2 separate regions of the Homo sapiens genome follow, and region 2 is linked to region 1. Evidence: read pairs that join two places in POLR2A ChIA-PET (ENCODE). Cell type or tissue: Panc1. All regions are shown on one strand. Each heading gives the region's core, and the rest is flanking DNA. Links, peaks and the distances in the headings are about the cores only.

Evidence for each region. ChIA-PET counts read pairs that join two places held together with the same protein. Peaks named below come from ENCODE experiments on the same cell type or tissue, not always from the same donor. Only the 100,000 strongest peaks of a DNase experiment are listed, where the experiment ranks them.
Region 2: POLR2A ChIA-PET joins it to region 1 with 10 read pairs; 2 of 35 experiments call an interaction of 5 or more read pairs at or near these places.

The regions. Positions count from the first base shown.
Region 1 is chr6:16,983,662-16,986,462 of GRCh38, forward strand. No RefSeq gene overlaps it. Among named protein-coding and RNA genes, the nearest start is that of STMND1, 120 kb to the right of the region's middle. In Panc1, for the core only: no CTCF peak of the experiment used is centred there; no DNase peak of the experiment used is centred there; H3K27me3 peaks cover 828 bases.
Region 2 is chr6:16,771,918-16,774,718 of GRCh38, forward strand. It overlaps LOC124901268 (a long non-coding RNA gene), which reads left to right. Exons shown (of 2, transcript XR_007059480.1): 1 at 1-1,577; 2 at 2,680-2,801. Among named protein-coding and RNA genes, the nearest start is that of ATXN1, 12 kb to the left of the region's middle. In Panc1, for the core only: no CTCF peak of the experiment used is centred there; no DNase peak of the experiment used is centred there; H3K27ac peaks cover 1,336 bases.

The DNA of each region.
Region 1 (2,801 bases), core at 131-2,630:
CATATAAAGGCTTAAAGAGACAATGTGACCCTGCCTACCCTGCCAATGCAACTCTAACCAGAGGGCACGCTTCACAACTTCCATAGTATAGCAGGGCTCCAGCAATCTCCAGAACAGGATCCTTGTTAACAGGGCAATGAAATTCACACACTTAAACCAAAGGGCCTTATTTCTCTACGCAGACAGCAGTATATTTGATACAATTTTGAAATATGCATGTCAGGTCAATTCTCATTCTTCTATTTTTTAGTCCTTACTTTTTAAAATGCAAGCTTTAATAACTTAGGTAGAAATCTTTTACTGGAAAAATAGCTTTTCTTTTTCATGAAACTAAGTCTATACAAGGGAAGAGGACATGAGTGTTAGTTTAGCTATGTGGGAAATGTCCTTCCAATAACCCCTCCCCAAGAACTCCTTTGTATCTACCCCATAATGACACAAATGCTACTTGCATTGCTCTAAGAGATGTTGCTGTTGAGATTCTCACAGTTAGCAATGGAGGCTCCTGATCTGGTTGCATAGACAACCAGGAAATAAGTGACTTCAGGGCCTTGGAAATAAGTTATCGGGTCTATTGAGCCCAAGGATACAATGTTTCTGGGTCTCAATTCTTTCATCTCTAAAATTATTTCCCGCTTATTCTACGCATAACTCTCTTTATTCTCATTTATTCTACACACCATTGCCAGATTGATTTTCCTAACATTACCTCTGATCTCAGCTTTGCTCTGTTCAGCGGCCAGTCTTTACCCTTAGCCTGACATAGAAACATTTCATCCACAACTGAGACCTGCTGGTATAAAATGTCAGCCAATTGTTTAGCAATTTTCCTCTCAAATCCCCCTACTTATACTCTGCCCTTTAGCCAAAGTGGACTGTTTCTGTTCTCAGTGTATTTTTACACTGTTCTTTCCCCAATCTCAGTCTTGTAACTCTTTCAAGTCTCGTATAACCCATTTCAACTTTTGCCTCTTTAATCAAACATTTTTCGGGTCCTCCAAGGATGTGTGTGGTCCTCCCTCTTTAAATAGGTACCAAACTTTTTACTTCTCTTAACAAGGTCTGTATTACTCCTAGAAGTGTGTGTACTTATTTCAATCCCATCTTCTAGTTAACGGTAAGCTCCTCAAGGGCAGGCAACATGTCTTAACCTTATATTTGTGCCTATAGCCCAACCTCTACAGCACAGCATCTTCCCCAAAAAGGATATCTGTGGGAATAAACTGAATCTATATGTTTTCCATTTATTCATAAACAAGCGAAGGAGTGACAGATATTAGATAGGGCTATGCAAGTGAAGTATTGAATAAGAAGGACCATGGAGAACTGTTGTCTTTGTTCTCTTTAGAGAAGAAAGAATATCTCTCATCCAGTCCTTGTGCTAACCTGTTACTATCCCACACCATACCAGTGAGATCAAGAAACAACAAAAGAGAAAAAAGGGACTTCGAATTTCAACACCATGTCACCTACAGAGTGAAGGGACTTCACTTGTTCCCAGCAGCATCCTTAGAGAGTTAGTGAATAGTGGGAGAAATGCAGAGAGAGGAGTTTGGAAGGGGTGGGGTGGCTCCTAATCAAGAAAGTGGGGGCCGGGCAGGGGCTGGTAGCATGGGAATGAGAAGAGAAAAGAAAAAATGGGCCACACCAAAACACTGAACTGGGGAGGAAAGACCTTCCTGTGTGCAGCTGAGGGCTGCTGGAAACCTACGACACAGCTCTGCTCTTCTTATAACTTAACCTCTGTCCTCGTCTCCTTTTCCATGAGATTCCATGGAGGCAATGATAGTCAAAGCACTTGAAGATTCTTGAATTAAAAGGCACTATGTAAAGACAAAGCATTATTATTATTATTATTAATTAAAGGAACTTGTCATAGACAGAAACAGACACCGCAATGCATAATTTTTTAAAAAAATGAATACCATGCTGTCAAATTGGATACTGACTGGCTGTTAGATAATTTGGCAACCATAGCGGAGCAAATGTTCAGGAGAGGTGAGTATTTTTCCACTATTCCAGAAGGCTGGAAGCATAAACAGCAACAATTTTTGCATCAATCTTTCAGTCATGTCCATCAAATTAGGCTTTCAAGTTTAATGCTGAATAAAATACCCTAAACACAGCAGAGAGCAAGCCCAGACAGAACATCTTGAAAGTGGTAAAGCTGAAAGAGAGAGCGTGCACATTCCACGTGAATGTTTCAGCAGTGTCAGAAAATGCAGCACATTAAAAAAAATCAGTCAGTGGATGTCTTCAGTGCATTCCCTTTTCATAGTCCAAAGGGAATTTACGTTTTAACTGTGGGATGCACTGTCATAGCTGCTTAGGCAGAGTGGTTAGTATCAGAAGGGGGAAGAGCAGTTAGCCAAACACCCTGTGCTCTACGATAAACTGGGGCACTCCAAGAGCAGGGAAAACTTACACAATAGGTGCGTGCATCACGTAGCCCAGCTCTTCATGCCAACCATCAGCACAAGGCAACCTCAGCTGTGTTTGTCTGGATTTAGGACCAAGGGCATAGGTCGGGGGAGTGGAGGGTGGCGTGTAGCCACAAACTTGCCCACAAGCAAAGGGATTAGCTAATAATAGTTGTGTTTATACCAGGGAGGATTGAAGCCACAGCAGAAGGGAAACTAAAGACATTAAATTTTAGTGGAGCTAATTTTGGAAGAATGGGGAAAGTGCTGAGGGAAATGAAACAGGATAAAGCTGTTGAGGAGAAAGCCACGGAGGAAATAGAAAGTGTTCAGAGATAAATTAATGCATGACCAAAATCACTACAAGCTACCCAGTCATAA
Region 2 (2,801 bases), core at 25-2,524, 210 kb before region 1:
TCTTTGCTGGTCCTCAAATAAGCCAGCTGCTCTCTTGCCTCAGGGCCTTTGTATTAGCTGTTCCCTCGGCTTGGAATGCTTTTCCCTCTTGTGTTCGCATGGCCCACTCCTTCATCTTCTTCAGGTTATTTTTTCTAAGAATCAACCTCCTAGTGAGGCCTGCTGTGAACACCCTACTAAAAATTCTACTCCCTCACTTTCCCGATCCACCTTGCCCTGCTCATTTATCCCATAAATGTGTTGCTTTATAACATTCTATGTCATCTACTTTGTTTGTTTGTTTATTGTCAGGAGGGCAGAGATTTTTTTTTTTTTTTGTCTGGCTCATTCATCTAGAATAGTTCTTGGCACATGATAGACACCCACTAAATAGGCATTGACTATTAAATGAATTAATCAGTAATGTTTTCCAGAACCTACTATGTGCAAAGTTCTGTCAGCCCCCAACACAATGATTATCTCATTAGGAGCTAATCCAAAACTAATCCATCTGGTCCACACTATGGTATAATATATGTTCTCTTTACTTGACCTTTGCCTTAGTGTCTGACATGACTATTAAAGCTGAGTTGGAATGAACTGAGTCTCACACTCAGGCTTTGCAGATGTCATTTCATTTCATCCCCATGATGATACTGTGAGATAGAGATCATGATTCTCACTTATTAGGTGATTAAACTGAGGCTTGGAGTTTAAAGGACCTGCCCAAAGTTCAGGGTCACCCAGCACTGGTTTCAAAGTGAAGTTATCCACCTATGCAGCTTGAGAATTGTTAACAAGTCATTACCTGAATGAAATAGGACAGTTACAGTCATAACACTGCATTGCAATGTTTTGGCTAAGGGACCATTTTTAATCCAATCTCTAGTTTTTGGATTATACATGAATTGTGAATAACACCTGTATCCCAGAAATTAAAGCTAGTGATGCTCATTGAGAACTGAGTATTTCTCCATAAGCGAATTGGCTTCAGATCAACCTAAGTGGTTTCCCAACTAACAGAACTCTATTCCAGCTTATAATTTTTACTCATGCTGCTACATGGGCTGGAAATGATTCTCACTTGAGGTTCATGCTTGAATCCCTAGAACCCTTTCCTATTAAAGTCCTGTCTAAAGTATCCCATTACAGTAAGGACGAAGGAGATCGTAAAGGGCCAACATGAATTCTCAAGGCTAATTTAATGACTTAATTTCCTTCAGTTACTCTGGGCTGAACTTCTCCTGTTCTACCCGCAAGCTTCCCAGAGTCCTCTGTGACCAGAATCGAAGCATAGTGTCTGAAAGTAGCCTGGCCACACAAGATGTGCAAAACACTGTAACCTCTTCACAGCCTCACTCCACTTTGTATTTGAGGGAAATGATTCTAGAAGCTGAAATAGACCAGAGTTCAACAGTCTGGGAAATTTGAAGAAGAAAAAAGGAAGAGAAAAAAAAAAAAAAAAAAAACCAAGCCCTGCATTTGCAGAGATGTGAAGAGAACCCAGCTCTCTGAAGTTGGAAGGAAGTGAGAAGACCCTATTTGTGGCTGCAGGAGAGGAAAAGAAAAGAGACCCGCAAGGAAACTACCAACAGATGGTAAATACATTTTTAATTCTTCTGTCATACTGTGTGGACTTGTGCACATTTGTCCTGCTGTGTTAGGCTCCCGAAATAGCTAGCCATGGAATTGCAGAACAGTTCTGCTGCAATTTGAGATTTAGGAAACCATGCTAGCTGACAAAACAGGAAGGGCTCATAGTAGGATGGAGTGGATTTGCTCCCAGTTTGCAGCTCCTCAATGTGGCATCTGCTGTCATTCTTAGTGCAGGAAAATTCTCTCACATGTCAGGTCTCATTGGTGATGTTTTGCAACATACTATCTCAAATTGCCCCCCGAGCCCTAGTTATAATTATTAAATGTTGACACTATGCATATAACTCCCAAAGATTAAAGAGAGTGAGGTCCATTGATTTATGAATCCTGAGTCCTCCAGGGAACATCACAAACACACATGGCAGCCCAGATCTCTTCACCTAGTCTTCCTCATACTTTTGGTATGAGGTTGCTCTACAAGAACCTAAAGAGGTAGGACACAAAAGCACATTCAGTTGACTCCACATCTGAGAAGTGACCAGTGATTGGTACCAGGAATGAGTTAGGTTCCCAACCCCAACACCATCTCTCAGTGCATCTGCAAAAAAAAACCACAAGTGTCAATTAATCTAACTGGATGCAGGATAATGAGGAGAGGGTGGCCTATTAATTATAGTGTGAAAATATAGCTATATAATGCCATTTTATTAGAACTGGAAAGATCCTTACAGAATCTAGTTCAATTATTTTTTTTTCATTTTATAGACAGGAATCTGGGCCAAAGAGTTGCAGGAAATTGGCAAAGATCATACAACTAGTCTGTGGCAAATTCAGTACTGGAACCTAAGACATCTCCCTCCCAGTCCTGTGTTTGTTCTCCTCTAGTCCTCATAGAAGGTGGACACTGCTGTGATGAGCAAAATCCAATTCTAGAAGATTTTGATCATGGCAGCCCGCACACTTGGGTTCTTATAAAGTGAGATGATGGCATTTCTGTCTGGTCTGTAGATGTTTGGGAAACTGGTTGATATTCTTTACAAGTAAGATTTCAAGCTAAAATAGATTTGTTAATTTCTGTCCTAACCCCCTGTGGATTGTTTCTAGATTATATAGCTACCACACTATTTGGCACAGCTGGGATCCTCTTTTCATGAAATAGCAGGGAAGATTGGTAGATAAGGATTAAAAAGCACTGGCAGAGGAGACAGGGAGACTTACACAATTAC